Linked DNA regions of Homo sapiens: region 1 is linked to region 2. The links are chromatin loops, found by intact Hi-C in ENCODE. Cell type or tissue: PC-3. All regions are shown on one strand.

Region 1 (8,000 bases), 260 kb after region 2:
TACTGGATTGGTTCTGCTTCAGTAGCATTTTTGCTTCTCAAACACCATAGATAAGAGAATTTTGTAGATATTCGAGAAGAATGAAAGAATACAAATTGAAAGACATACATATCTTGCCACCAAAATAGTCTTCCTTTTATTTGAAGCAAGTAGCTTACAAAAATAAGGAAAATCTGTGTGCAAAGAATTCAACTGCGTGCTCAAAAATAAAATCAAAATAAAAGTCAAAGTGTAATGCCTGTTGGATTAATAAAGTTTCTTTGTTTTCTTATAATAATACAAGTTGGCAGAGCTCCACCTACATTAAAGTATTTCCTGGCATAACATTCTTCATTTTGGTTCCCCTTCCCCCACCCCACTTTGGTAAGCTTGTCTTACTGACATTTCTGTTAATTGATGGCTGCTAGACATAACCACAAGGCAGACAGATTAGGAAAGAAAAGTTGAAGATTGTTTATAAAACGGGAAAATCCTGCCTTTTAAGTTGTAGTATTAGCCCAGGAATCTCAATTCACCAAGATAAAAATTGAAGGTACTGCAGTTATGATACAAGTCGTAGTAAATGGTGACAATAGGATCAATATTGGGGAAAACAATTAAGTTGATTCAAGGGTATTGTAAAGCATTCTTACTCTCCTAGAATGAATCTAAAAGAAAGCCTATCTTTAAGTTATTCCTGTACTAAATATCATTTTCAAATGTTGACTAGAAAGTGAGACTTGGTAATATGGACTTTTGCATTTGGTGAAGTTAGTAGCATAAAAGTTAAGAGCAGAGACTTTGGAGTTAGCTTGCTTGGATTAAAAATGTGACTTCCATGACTCAATAACTATATTATTGTTGGTGAGTTACTAGAGCTCTCTGAAATGCTGACTAAACTTCTTCATCTGAAAAACAGGGATGATAATAGGGTTTCTGGGAGAATTCAACAAAATAAATAACTTAGACCATCATTTGACACATGATGTGTTAAAAATATAAACTATGAGGTGATGATGACATGACTTCTGATCCTCATGAAGGTACACAATACAAAAAGAGTTCGAACAAATTGTTTTAAAGAAATGCCTACTTAGTTGTTTGTTGTTCAGAGGTTAAAACTATTGTTTTGTTTGTGGAACAAGTTGAGAAATAGGTTAAGTAGCCAACAAACCAACAGAACAAAAGAGACCAATCAGAACTGTCAATATGTTAAAACTAACAACAGTTCTGAAGGCTGATCTCATGAGAAGATCTGTTTCTCTCTCTAAAAGAAAATGGTCGATAGCACTGATTTTGAAGTTTTTTGGCATCAAGACTTGTGGAATCTCATCTGTTCAGTTAGTCATTAATTGGGACCAGCAGCTAATTTGAAATTGAGGTTTAATACCAAACATGATGGACATTCAGGCTGAATCTGAATCAGGAATGAAGTCATCAATCACAGTGACTTTGAATGTCCTGCTGTCATTATTAAACTCGAAAGAGGATTAACATTGAGTCAAATTACACTAAGATATAAATGTCAACACCAAATGCATCCTGATTCACATTAATTTTCCAGCTCTACATTCACTCTGCCTTTCCACATTGGGACCAAGCCATGATTCATAGGCAGCCCACTGATGAGTCATCTTCTGCTTATGTTTGGATGGGTCAGAATGCCCTGAGTGGGTTGATGAGGAGGAGGCAGAGAGGCCAAGGCTGTGACATAGCACAAGCCCAGGGGCTAGGATCTAAGTCCCAGGACCCAGGAGAGGGACCTGCCACACAATGTCTCTGGTTCTCAGAGGACTGAACTTCCAATGGACTCAACTCTCCCTGAATGAGGCTTCCATGATGACTACAGAATGTATCAGAGTCCTTGGGCAGAGAAAAATACAACTTCAGACCTAGAGGAATAGTCTTCTCCTCCCTAGATGGTCCTGGTTCTTGATATTGCAGACAGAGAATTACAGAACAAAGAGCACCCAAGACACCATAGCTGAAAGTCCCAACTAGGTGATAAACCCCACCTGGTGCTAAAAACCATCCAAACAAGCACTCAAACTAATATACAGGTCCTCTGATAATGATTCCAGTTGTTGCCTCAGATCCCAGCTTGAAATTCCACCTTTCATCTTCCTTTCCCCTTGATCTCCTCATTATCATACTCTAGTCCATCCTACCTCTGCCCAGTGGCCCTGTTCTCTACAGTGATCTCCCTTTCTGCCTATTTTAATGGTGAACACCCCCAAGTTCTACTGCTAGCTCATCATCTGACTCTATACCAGGCCAACCTCTCTCTAACATCTATTCATATTGAGAGGCTCTTGGCTGATGAGAATTTGCCATTCCTCCTTGGGTCATACACCTAGGTTAAACCAGTCACCTTCATAGAAAATTGAGACAAGAGGAACATCCTGAACCTCTACTGAATCAGGCAAGAGAGAGTGCTTGCTATACTGGATTCAGGATTCAAATAAAGATCAAGATATTACAATACCTGGCTTTAAGAAACTGAACTCTGAAAAGAGAAAGTTTTTACAGCCTCTAGTTTGAATGGTCTTTGCAGTCATGGTTCAAGTTTTTCAGTTTCTAAAGGCCATGTACAAATGTCTGGGACTTTCGGGACTTCTTCATATTCCATCCCCTGTACCAGCACCCAGTAGAGCATCCAGCCCACAACAGGTAGTTGGTAAATTATTTTTTTGATGCAACATAAATAATCTATCCTTGAGAAAATAGTTGTATAATATCTTTTCCGTTATAGAAACTAGACCAGCCATGAATTATATGTATTTACAGATCACTGGCCCAGAAAAGCTCAGGTCAATAACTTGTTGCAGTATTATGAGAGTTAACTACTGCTGCATCACAAACCACCTCAAATGTTGGTGGTTTAAAACAGCAATGACTTATTATTGCTCACAAGTCTATGGTTGGCTGGGATGGGCTGATCTAGGCTGGGCTCTGCTGGGGAGGCTCAGCTTCATGGGTTGCACCCCAGGCATGTTCCTAGAAGATGGCAGAGCCACAGGATGGCAAGAAGAAGCAGGCAAACTTCACACTGGCACCCTGACACTTTTGACCACATTCGTTTGACCAAAGGAAGTGACACAACTTAGCTCAAAGACAAGGAGTGGCAAAATACACTCTGCCTTTATGGAGGAAACTCCAAAGTCACATAACAAAGGGTGTAATACAGGGAGGGGTGAAAAATTCAAGCTGATCATGCACTTTATCACAAATACAATTTCTGAGAATGTGGGCAATTTGATTATAGAGGAGGGCTTTGTTGATGTTAAAATAATGAGCTCTGGATGACATTGGTTGCAAGGTACTCACTTCCTCCAAATGCTTACTCATTTGGTTCTTACTACTTCTAGGAGGGTCACAGTGGTTGAAACTAAAATTAGCTGTGTTCAAGTAAATGTGACTCATAAGAGAGCAATGAGGAAGCTGGTTTCATATGGCATTCCCTCCCTTCCCACCCTCACACACTAGGTAATACAAAAGAAAGTAGCTTACTTGTCCAGAGATGGGTTTATCTTGAAATCCCTAACTTCATGCAAGTTCCAACCAGTAAATTAACTGCAGTGGCTTTTCTATAGATAATTTGTTTAATCAGAAACCCAGGATAATAAAAATCTTTGAAGTATTTTTAATGATCTTTTCCTAGTTGAACTAAGTCAGTGTCCCTCATGGTCACCCAAATTAACAATACAAGTTTATGTTTCTTGGTATTGAATCTACAATTCTGATATACAAGAATCTTTACTGAAGCACGCAACAAAATGCAGAGAAAGCTCTCTCCACAGAGTTTTTGTGGTTGGTATTTTCAATTTCATAAGAAGATAAAATGTGAAGCAAACTCTAATTAAAGTATCTTCAGAAACATATTGTTTTGGCTTTGGCAATTATATAGCTACCTTGCTTCTGATGGCAATTAGAATTTTATATATACCAAAAAAAAAAAAAAACAATTTTCTCCCAGTGCTCTAATTTGAAAGCTCTGTGCTCCATGTGAAACAAGCAAAAGGTGGTCTATGTTGATTAATTAGGGGTTAGGATATTCAGAAATACTACAAAGAAAATTATCAGGGTGACTTTTCTGTAAGAAGCAAGTTTATAAACCTCTTGCCTAATTTGTACACACAACAGAAAAAGCACTTTAGCTCCACTGTACCCGTGTTCTTCCCTTGAGAAGGATGCTTCTGCAATAGCACGCAAATTTCAGGTAATAGTAAAAGATCATCAGAATCATCCTTTAGCAGAAAAACAAGCCAAAATACCCACCCACTCAGTTTCTCCCAGAGCGCTTTACTTCAGGAAGATAAACATGACTGCAATAAGAAATTGATGCAATAAAGAACGTACTTATGTTACATTTACAGCCATATCCAGGGAGACAGCTAATGGCACTCTAAAAATGGTCATTTTGTCAGAGCTTTAGTGTCGATTATTGATTACACACAGGAAACAGTGGCTTCAAATACCCAGTGACAGCACAAACAGCACCTGGTTAGGTCCTGTGCACGAACATGGTACACAGATGACATTTGGTACACAGATATACTTGGTTTATTTGATTAAAACTCCTGGTATCAGCAGGGAGAATTGTAACTAATCAGCTCTTTATTTTTTTAGTTCAATATCTAAAAATCGATTTCCATGAGTGTATCCATAAGGGATGAAGAAAACACTGATCAAAATTCACAAGAGGTCTTATACAGCCTGGTGGAGATACAGAAAGAATGCTGGGCTGAGTCAGAGCACAGCTGGTAACAATAGCTAGCATTTAATTAATACATCTCATGGTGCCTGGTACTGTGCCAGGTGTTCTGTGAGCATTAATCTATTTCATCCTTTGAACAGCCCTATAATGTGGATGCTGTTGTCATCCCCATCTTGCAGATGGGGCTGAGAGAGATGTTTAGAAATTGGTTCAGTCTCACAGCTAGCAGATGGCAATACCAGCATCCACCTTCAGACCCAACCCTTCTCCATTGCACCGCAGGGTCAAAATGTGCTGGACTCGAGTTTCCCTGTTTTGCTAACTTGAAGTGCATCCTCGAACAAATCCCTTTCCTTCTGTGGGCCTCTGTATTTTCATACAAAATTGAAGTAGTTGGACTAAATCAGTGGTTTGCAACCTTGGCTGAAAACTAAGATCACTTGGAGTGCTTTTATAAGGCAATTTGCTGAGTATTTACTCTATGCCAAGCATCTCATTCGATTCTCTCAATAGTACTGAGATCTCTTTGAGGAAATGAAGAACACCTGATCTCATGGAGGAAAAATTGAGGTTCGAGAAGTTTGGTAACTTGCCTAGCTTATATAGTTCATAGTCTTCAATTCAGACACACAGGCCAGTTACACAGTTCAGGTCTCCGGCATTTCTGAGAGCCATTCCTGGGCTTTGGGTCCTGGGATGAATTATTCTCATCCTTTAGTGACTTGAGACTGCTCTCCCTGTCTCCAGGCTCATCCCTTTCTAATCTGTCGTTCCCATTGTTTCCTCAACGCTTCTCCTAAACTTGCATCTTACTCCCACCCTGAAATCTGACATTGTGTCTTCAGGGCTTTCTGGATGTTTTGACCTCCTTGATGCAGTGCACGAGACACTTCATGATCTGGTTAGTTCTCCAGTCTCATTTTCTGCCAGTGCCTCCCCCACCACTCCTCCCCCGGCTGCACTTTGTTCAGGCAAAGTGTGTCATATAGTTTCTTACATCTGTGTCTTCACATATGTGGCCGTTTCTTCCCAGAATGCCCCCCCGCAACACCCCATTTAATTCTTGCTCCTCCTAAGCTCAGCTGAAACACCTACTCTTTCTTCAAACTGCTCTAGCCACGATGGGGACTCTCAGGCCCTCTTTGTTTCCCCAGTACCCAGGGCCCTTCTTTAAGATAGTCGGTTTGAAGCGCCACTTTCTTCTGAAGCATTTTCTAACCCTCTGATTTATAACTGACGGTTTTCTCTGAAGTGAACTGGAGAAGAGGGGATGGACTGGAGAGGGAGCAGGATGGGGCGATTTTCTCAGGGTTCACTCCACCTCTGCGTCCCTCCCTCTGGTCCGAGTTCTATTATCTCACCCCTAGAGTATTACAATAATTGCATCCTGACTGCTCCCTTCCCTTCTACCCAACAGACTCTTCCCGACACGCAGGGCACAGTGATCCTTTTATATATAAGGCAGATCATGTGACTCCTCTCCTCAAAACCCTGTGATTCACGTCTCAGGCCGAGTCAAAATCCAGGTGCTAACAAGGGCCTATAAGGCTCCCCATCAGTGCTTCTTAAACTTTCACGTGCATATGAATCACCTGGGGATCTGATTAAAACTCAGACTATGATCCAGTAGCTCTGGGGCAGGGCTGGAGAGTCTGCATTTCTAAGCAGCCAGCAGGTGAGGCTGAAGCTGCTGATCCTAGGACTCCACTCTGAGTAGTAACCTCTCCGTGATCTGGTTTCCCGTTATCTCTCTGATCTCCTTTCTATTCTTCTCCTTGCTCTCTCTACTTCAGCCCCACTGACTTCCCTGCTGCTGTTCAAAGAACACACCAGAAATGTTCCCTTGCCTTAGGGCCTGTACAACAGCTATTCCTTTTGCATGGAATGCCCTTACTCCGGATAGCCACTTGGCTAACTCTGTTGCTTTCTTCACATCTTTCCTCAAATCTCACCTTTCCAATGAGGTCCACCCTGAACACCTAATTTAATATTGCGATCTTCCCCCTGCTGTCCCCAACCCTTCGTCCTGCACTCCTGAAATTCTTTAGCTCCTGTTTTTTTTTTAATACCTCTAATCACCTTTTCACATATTATATAAACTTATATTCATTCTATTGTTATCTGGCTCCTCCTTAATTCCAGAAAGCCTGTTCCTCACGAAGCCCCTGTTTGTGTGTTATGTCCATTGTTGTTTCCCAAGAGTCTAGAACAGTTGCCAACAAATACCATTTGAATTTTGAATTTGAATGCAGTGGGTGAGTGAGAAGAAGAAATGAAGATAATGTGGTGCAACTCAGTGTTTCTATACCACTGAGTACATTTTCCCCGAGTGCATTTTGCGTGGTGCTTGGCATATTGATGTGAGGCATTGCTTTGTACATTCCAAAGGCTTTTTCTTGGTCAAGATGCAGCAAAGCGCCTCATGCTCGAGACATTTCATGTTTTCCTTACTTTATTTCCAGATGACTCAAATTAAAATGTTATTTTCTTCATTCAAACTTGCCATTATCTTCAGAGATAAATTTCAGGAAAGAAATAAATAGTATTTGTAATTACTGCCTTGTATCTTACCTATGACTCAGCTGGGTAAGTGCCTCTTCCGTACTTCATTGTCTTCAAATTTAGTAAAGCAATTAGCTATGTCTTTTATGATGGCAGAAGTTGATTCCCTTTTAATTCTATCAGTCATTTTATCCTCCTTCCCCCTTCATTTTTCTCAATCCTCCTACATTACGAAGCTTTAACTAGGCATTGTTTAACTGACATTATAGTCAGTATTTTTTATATAACTAAGAAGATTATATCATGGGATAATGACACAAACTAACTTCATTGATTTAGCTCTTGAATTGATCTCGGGTACCGTGCACACAGATCAATAAGTTGCCTTGACTTTTTTTGAATTGGATCTGATAATTATCCATCCTCCAAAAAAAAATCTCTTAAATATTACATTGAACCATAGGAAATTCCTATTTTTATGAGTCAAAATGGTTGAACATTGGCAATTTTCTATGATTCAACCTAAATATAATCAGGAGGCTTTCTACCCACCTCCCTTCAGAGAACAACCAATTCCTCAAAAAAGAAGCAAGCCTTGTAGGTTGCAGAACAAAAAGCTTGCTAGAAAATAGGGCACTTAGGCTTGATGAAGGGAGATCACTCTTGCTGTTCACATGAAGTCTCCATCCTGATAGCTGGGCTCTTTGAGCAAGCTCTGGGCTGGGAAGACTGGCTGACACACTGGATAGGTAAGGCCGTGGGGGCCTTCTGGTGACCATTCACACTGGATGGAAATACTCCC
Region 2 (8,000 bases):
ATATAAATCATATAGCATGTGACCTTTTTTTCACTCAGCATAAATCCCTTGAGATTCATCCAAGCTGTTGTGTGTATCGACAATTCATTCCTTTTTAGTTAGCGAGTAGTATTATTCCATGATGTGGATGTGCTAGACTATTTGACCATTTACCCATTCAAGGACATTTGGTTTCTAATTTTTGGATAGTACAAATAAAGCTGCTAGGAACATCTGTGCACAGACTTTTATGTGGACATAAGTTTTCATTTCTCTGCGGTGAATGTCCAGGAGTACAACTGCTGGATCATATAGCAAGTATATGTTTATTAATAAATGGCCAAACTATTTTCCTGAGGGGCTGTATCATTTTATGCCCTCACCAGCAATATATGAGTGATCTAGTTTGTTTGCATCCTCGCCATTTATTATTGTCACTATTTTTTATGTTGGCTGTTCTAATAGGTATGTAGTGATACCTCATCATGTTTTTTCACTTCCCTGATAGTTAACCATGCTGAACATCTTTTCATATGCTTATCTGCTATTCATCTTTGGTGAAGTGTCTGTTCACTTCTTTTGTCTATTTTTTGCCTGGATTGCTTGTCTTTGTTATTGCTGAGTTTTGAGAGTTCTTTGAATATTGTAAATACAAGTCCGGTCTCAGTTACAGGTTCATACCCTTCGCAGAGTCTTTTTCATAGATAAAAGGTCTTGAATTTTTCAGAAGTTCAATTTATTGTTTTCTTCTTTTATAGAATTTGCTTTTGGTCTCAGGTTTAAATGCTTCATTTAGCCCACAGTCCTGAAGATCTTCTCCTATGTCTAAATTCTAAAAGTTTTCTAGTTTTACATTCAAATCCATGATCCATTTTAAATTAACTTTTACACAGTACGAGATTTGGGTTGAGACTTATTGTTTTACCTATAGGTGTGCAATAGCTCCAGACACCATTGTTGAAAAGGCTATTTATCCTTCCTCTATCAAACTGCTTTTGTAACTTTGACAAAAATCAGTTGGCTGTACTTACGTGGGTCTATTTCTTGTTCTCCATCTTATTCCACTGATCTATGTGTGTATCCCCTTGCCAATACTACAGTATTTTGAGTACTGGATATAGTAAGTCTTAAAATCATTTGGAAGGGTTCCTCCCATTTTGTTTTTAGAGACAGGGTCTTGCTCTGTCACCCAGGCTGGAGTGCAGTGGTGTGATCATAGCTAACTGCAGCCTTGAACTCCTGGGCTCAAGGGCTCCTCCTGCCTCAGTCTCCCAAGTACCTAGGACTATAAGTGCATGCCACTATTCCTTGCTAATTTTTTAAAAAATTGTTTTCCTAGACATAGGGCCTTGCTATATTGCCCAGGCTGGACTTGAACTCCTGGCCTCAAGTGATCCTCCCACCTCAGCCTCCCAAGGTGCTGGGACTACACCATTAAGTTTTATGTTAGCTGTAGGTTCATTATCAAGTTGAGCAAGTCCTCCTCTATTAGGTGGCTGAGTTTTTATTATGAATGAATGTTTAACTTAGCTAAATTTTTCTCTTTCCCATAAGCCATTTTATGATCAAGAAAAAATACGTTTTCTCCATTAGTATCATGTGACTTGTCTTCTTTAACCTTTTAATATGGTAGGCTACCTTGAATGATTTTTGAATACTGTGTCTGATGTGGAATAAAACCCACTTGGTCATGGCATGCAATTCTTATATGTTGTTAGATTTGTTTTGCTAGTTTTTGTTGAGGATTCTGTGTCTATGTGCTTCAGGGATATTGACCTGCAGTTTTCTATACTATCTTTAGGTTTTGCTATCAGGATAATACTGGCCTCATAAAATGAGTTGTAAACTGTTCTCTATTTTCTGGAAGAGACTATGTAGAATTTATGTGATTTCTTTATTCCTGACAGTCCAAGTTTCCTTCTTTTATCATTCTCTTTCAGGGTCTGCTACTCACAAATTCTCTTAGTTTTCCTGCATCCAAGACCACTCTGATTTTACCTTCATTCCTGAAGGATATTGTCACTTGGTATAGAAATCTGGGTTGACAGTATCTTCTTTCAGCACTTGAAAAATGGTGTGCCATATCCTTCTGGCATCCATAGATGTTTTGAGATGAGGTCTCACTGTGTCGCCCAGGCTGGAGTGCAGTGGTGTGAAGATGGCTCACTGGGGCCTTGACTGTCTGGGCTCAAGTGATCCTCCAGCTTCAGCCTCCCCAGTAGCTGGAATTACAGGCACGTGCCACCATGCCTGGCTATTTATTTTTATTATTGTTATTATTTGTAGAAATGGGGTCTTGCCATGTTGCCCAAGCCGATCTCGAACTCCTGGGCTCAAGCAATCCTCTTGCCTTGGCCTCCCAAAGTGCTGGGATTATAGGCGTAAGCCCCTCAAAGTGCTGGGATTACAGGCGTAAGTCTCCCAAAGTGCTGGGATTATAGGCGTAAGCCACTGTGCCTGGCAGACGTCCATAGATTCTGATGGAAAATCTGCTGTCGCATGAGTTGTTCCCTATAGGTAACAGTTCATTTCTCTCTAACTGCTTTAAAGATTCTTTAATTTTCAAAAGTTTGATATTTTACTTTTTCAATTGTCATAAAACATAACATAAAATTCACTATCTCAACTATTTTAAGTGTATGGTTTAGTAGTATTAAGTATATTCACATTATGCAACTAATCTTCAGAACTATCTTGCAAAATTGAAACTCTGTATCTATTAGACAATAACTACTCATTTTCAAAAGTTTGATTTTGATTTTGTCTAGGAGTGGATTACTTTGCATTTATCTTATTTGGGATTCAGTCAGCTTCCTGAATCTGTAAGATTATGTCTTTTGCAAAATTTGGGGAAATTTCAGCCATTATTTCTTCAGGTCCAGTTTCTTTTTTCCCTTTCTGGGACTCTGATGACATAAATGTTAAATCTTTTGTTAATGTTCACCAGGCTCTTGAGGCTCTGTTCATTTTCCAGTTTATTTTTTCTCTATTGTTCATTTCTATTGCTTTATCTCCAATGTTATTCTTTCCTATCATCTCCATTCTTCTATCTAGCCCATGTAGTAAGTTTATTTGTTACTGTATTTTTCAGTTCTAAAATTTCTATTTGGTTCTTCCTTATGGCTTCCATTTCTTTTCTGAGACTAATTTTTCATTTGTTTCAAGAGTGTTTGTGATTGCTCACTGAGGCATTTTTGTGATGGCTGCTTTAAAATTCTGGTCTGATAATTACAACATCTGAATTATCACAGTGATGATGTGTGTTGACTGTCTTTTCTCACTCATGTTGCGATTTTCCTGGTTTTTGGTATAAGTGATTTTTTACTGTCTAATGGATATTTGGAGATTATAGGACTCTTTCCTATTTAATCTTTTTTTTTTTTTCCCCGAAGCAGGCAGTCCTCCTGTTGAGGTGGAGTGTGTATGTTCAACTTCCCTCTGGGCCGCACCAACATCACCCAGGCAAAAGTGGAGCAATGACTCACACTGTTTTGTTGCAGATGGGTGGGACGGAAGTTCAGCTCCACTCTTAGTCCCAATGAAAGTAGGGCACCAACCTGTATCACCTCACTGCCTCTGAGTAGGGGTGTAAGCTCACCTCCCTGCTGGGCCCCACTGATGACAGGGAGGAGGAAAGCAGAGGGCTGACTCAAACTTCTTTGTTGCTGCACTATAAAGCCAAAAGCTCAGCTCCCCAAAGGACCCAGCTAACAACAGGGGAGGGTAGAGAAGGAAGCAGAATGCCAACTAGCCCTGCCACCCATCACTTGCCAGATGGGAGTGAAGGCTCAGTTCTCCACTGGGCCCCACTGACATTAGTGGAGGTAAGATGTGTTGAGAATCCTACCTCCAACCATCTTGTTCTGCCTCGTTGATGTAAGGTGAGGGTAGAGTATGGATTAGCCCTGGCTCACGTCACCTTGTTAAGTGTCATTGCTTCTGGGTTGGGGTGGAGGCTCAATCTGCTACTAGACCCCACTGCTGCTAGACACCACCCTGGCAAGAGCATAACTTCCTTCAGCTTGAAGTGGAATGAGGGAAAACGCTTCCTGCCTGGTCTGCCAAAACCACCCAGCAGGGGGAACCAAAGTGCTGTCTGCTTTTGCTGGGCAAAGAAATGGGTGCTTAGGTCTCTGATCTCCCCAGCCCACACCACTGGGTTGGGGAGTGAGAGCACTGTTATTTGCTTCTTTGGGGTGGGGTGGGGTGGGGTTTTTCTGATGGTATTTGGCCAGGGTAGGGTGAGTATTGTCAAAAAGGTTTAGACTTACTTGGCTACCTTTCCCCCAGTTGTTTGTCTAAAGGAAACAGGCTTTTTCTCAGAGCTCTTTTTGTCTGTGACTGTTGGCAGTTCTAGTTTGGAGGCTTTCATAGCACCCTGTCTAGGATATATGGGAGGTGACAGGAAGAACACAAATAGTGAATTCCCTGGGTTTTCTTGAGTCTCGAGGTCTGCAGGCTGTTTGCCTTCTTTTTCCACCTTTAGAGTGTTCCTGTGCTTGTTTGTTATGTCTACAGTGTTTTCGCTGTAAGGGAGATCAAGGAGGAATAGGGGTCCTCTATCTTGGCAGAACCAGATGTATCCTCCAAGTGATTAATTTTTATGTTGAAAATAACATTTATTTTCTAATTTTCCACATTATGGTTGAAAATGTACTACAGAAAACTGCTGTAACATTATAGGTCATAATTTCCTCCTAAAGATCCAATTACATCTGCTTATATTATTCTTTACTAATTTACCTTGTTTCATGCTATTAAACTTCCTGCCCACCCTAGTACTTCTAGACTTTAATGTTCCAAAAGAAAATAAATCCATTTAATTCATTTTCACCTAGTAGTATACTATACATACTCAGAAGAGCTGGCGGGGGAGGGGAGGTGGTGGGCAGGAGATAGCTTTAAAACTCATTTATGAGCTCTTCTTTTTATTAATCCAAGGCAAAACTTATTTTTAATTTGCCTATGACATTTCTCTAAGGATTACTTAATATGAACATCCATTTTGATAGCTATTACTCTTGAATTATACCAACAGCCAGCAGGAACTTGAAGGAAAAGAGGCAAATAAGGTTTTGTTTTATTTGCATTTTTACTTCTTCAAATAACATACCTGTATACGTTACTTCACTTGAGATGGATTCCTGAATTCATTTATCTGTTGACTTATATTTAATTTCAGAGATTCTAGGCATATTATCTTCCTATTAAGATTAATAATTAATCTTCAATTAACTCTTGCACTTTTGCTTTAAATAAGAAACTATAGACTAGTTTAGGCCGAGGAGACTCTAAGGAAAAATATCACTGCCCCAATCTTTGTTTTCTTTCTGTAACTTTCTTTTTTAAGTTCTATAACCAATATTTAATTCTTTGTTGTGTTCCTCTAGGAATTCCACTCTGGCTGAGAGAAAGGGTGCCCTAGGTGAGAGGTATCCTAAGGCACTTTCATAGAACCTAGAGCTCTATTAACCCATTTGGAAAACCACTATTTTAGGAAAAGCCTTGTATTTATCAAATCTAAAAAGAAAGAAAATATCTTAAAAGCACGTATTGAAACTAAGTTTTCTGAGAAGAAATACATATACAAGGAACTTCCCTATCAGCATTAGAACAAAAGCCAACTTAAGTCCCTAAAACGGTAACAAAATAAGCACGTGAATTATGTATACGAATGGACAAGAAGCACATGAAAAGATCCTTAACATCATCAGTCATTAGAGAAATGCAAATCAAAACCACAATGAGATACCATTTCACACCCAGTAGGATGGTTATAGTAAAAAAGACAATAATAAGTGATGGCAAGGATACGGAAAAGCTGGAACTCTCATACACTGCTGATGGGAATGTAAAATGGTACAGGCCAGCTGGAAAAGTTTGGCAGTACCTCAAAAAGCTAAACATAGATTTACCATATGACTCAGCAATTCTACTCCTAGGTATATATCCAAGAAAACTGGAAACATGTGTTCACATAAAAACTTAATACGAATGTTCACAGCAGCATTATTCATAATAGCCAAAAGGTAGAAACAATTTCCAACGTCCATCAACTGATAAATGGATAAACAAACTGTGGTATATCCATAAAATAGATTATTCAGCCACATAAAAGAATGAAGTCTTCCTACATGCTACAACATGTATGAACCTTGAAACATGCAAGAACCTTGAAAACAGACACAAAGGCCACATACTGTAGGATTCCATTAATATGAAATGTCCAGAATAGGTGAATCTAGAGACAGAAAATAGATTAGTGATTGCCAGGGACTGGGGGAATGGAGGAAATGGGGAGTGACCGCTAACATGTATGAAATTTCTTTTTGGGGGTGATGAAAATGTTCTAGGAAATAGATAGTGGTGATGGCTGCACAACCTTGGGAATATAGTAAAAGCCACGAATCATATACAAGGGTGAATTTTATAGTATGTAAATATCTCAATTAAAAAAGGAATTAGGCTGGGTAAGGTGGCTCATGCCTGTAATCCCAGCATTTTGGGAGGCCAAGGCGGGCGGATCACCTGAGGCCAGAAGTTCGAGACCAACCTGGCCAACATGGCAAAACCCTGTCTCTACTAAAAATACAAAAAATTAGCCAGGCGTGGTGGTGGGCACCTGTAATCCCAGGTACCTGGGAGGCAGAGGCAGGAGAATCACTTGAACCCGGGAGGCAGAGGCTGCAGTGAGCTGAGACTGCACCACTGCATACTCCAGCCTGGGCAATAGAGCAAAATTTCGTCTCAAAAAAAAAAAAAAAAAAAAAAAAAAAAAAGGAATTAGGCCGGATGCAGTGGCTCATGCCTGTAATCTCATCACTTTGGGAGGCAAAGGCAGATGGATCACCCTGAGGTCAGGAGTTTGAGACCAGCCTGGCCAACATGGAGAAACCCCATTTCTACCAAAAATACAAAAATTAGCCAGGCGTGGTGGTGGGCACCTGTAGTTCCAGCTACTCGGGAGGCTGAGGCAGGAGAATAACTTGAACCCAGGAGGCAGAGGTTGCAGTGAGCCAAGATTGAGCCACTGAACTCCAGCCTGGGTGACAGAGAAGAAATACATATACAAGGACCTTCCATATCAGCATTAGAGCAAAAAGCTCTGGGTGACAGAGTGAGACACCGTCTCAAAAAAAAAAAAAAAAAAAAAAAAAAAGAAAAAAAAAAGGAATTAATTAGGGCTATTTGACCTGACAGTCTAAGAAAAAAAAAAATGATTGCATAACTTTCCTTTTAAATTTCCTTTTCTTATACGATAGCAAGATAATTGTTAACATTTTTGGGTTGAGCCAAATTCTGTTTTCTGGCACTTTGAGGGAACATCAAGTAGATTTTTCTGAAAAGAGGATGCAAAGATAGAGAGGTAACGATTTAATAAGCTGCAATCAAAGAACAGAGCACATTTACTCATGCATACACCTAGAGGCTTCTGTAAAGAGAGCTGTTAAGTAATGTCTAGGCAGGCCCCCCTTTTTCCAAGTACTGTAATTTTTGTTTCAAACGTTAGACATTTTGTTTTATTTGTAAGACAGCTGGTTAGAAATCTCAAATAATCTTCCCATACAATGCCATAAATGCTGTTTTTCAGGCCAACTCACAAAAGCCTATTTAACCCACTGTATTTGGAAACTAACATCAACTTCACTCAGTTTTACTAACTTTTTAAACTTTACTTATTGACTACTTAAGCACTGTCTCTATTGTGAACAGCATTCCTAGTTCATGCCAGGATCACATCATCTCTACAGGCCTCCTTGGTGAGAAGAGGGCTTCATGCTACATACATACATATATTTATATATGTGAGAAGTCACCTATCTCTCTAGGTTATTCTCTACATCTCCACAATAGCTACCCATGTAAACTACCTGGAACCTTTTTCCCCTGTAGCAGATTTCATTTAGACTGAGTCACTCACCTGGATGTTCTCAACTCAAACAGGGCTGTGTAGTGAAAAGTCATTAGAATTTGCAATCTGTGAGACTTGGGTTTGAATTCTGGCTCCTTCAGTTACTAGC

What was found. Peaks named below come from ENCODE experiments on the same cell type or tissue, not always from the same donor. Only the 100,000 strongest peaks of a DNase experiment are listed, where the experiment ranks them.
Region 1: a loop joins it to region 2, with 8 times the contacts of the local background. A loop is called at or near these places in 16 of 110 quality-filtered maps.

The regions. Positions count from the first base shown.
Region 1 is chrX:20,513,001-20,521,000 of GRCh38, forward strand. No RefSeq gene overlaps it. Among named protein-coding and RNA genes, the nearest start is that of RPS6KA3, 250 kb to the left of the region's middle. RefSeq lists an enhancer at 936-2,135 and a silencer at 3,353-3,502. In PC-3, no CTCF peak of the experiment used is centred here; DNase peaks (open chromatin) are centred at 1,601, 3,021 and 3,321; H3K4me3 peaks cover 743 bases; H3K27ac peaks cover 3,943 bases.
Region 2 is chrX:20,249,062-20,257,061 of GRCh38, forward strand. All of the region lies in intron 1 of RPS6KA3 (ribosomal protein S6 kinase A3), which reads right to left. Among named protein-coding and RNA genes, the nearest start is that of RPS6KA3, 14 kb to the right of the region's middle. RefSeq lists an enhancer at 3,890-4,184. In PC-3, a CTCF peak has its summit at 4,035 (motif pointing right); a DNase peak (open chromatin) is centred at 4,120; H3K27ac peaks cover 1,643 bases.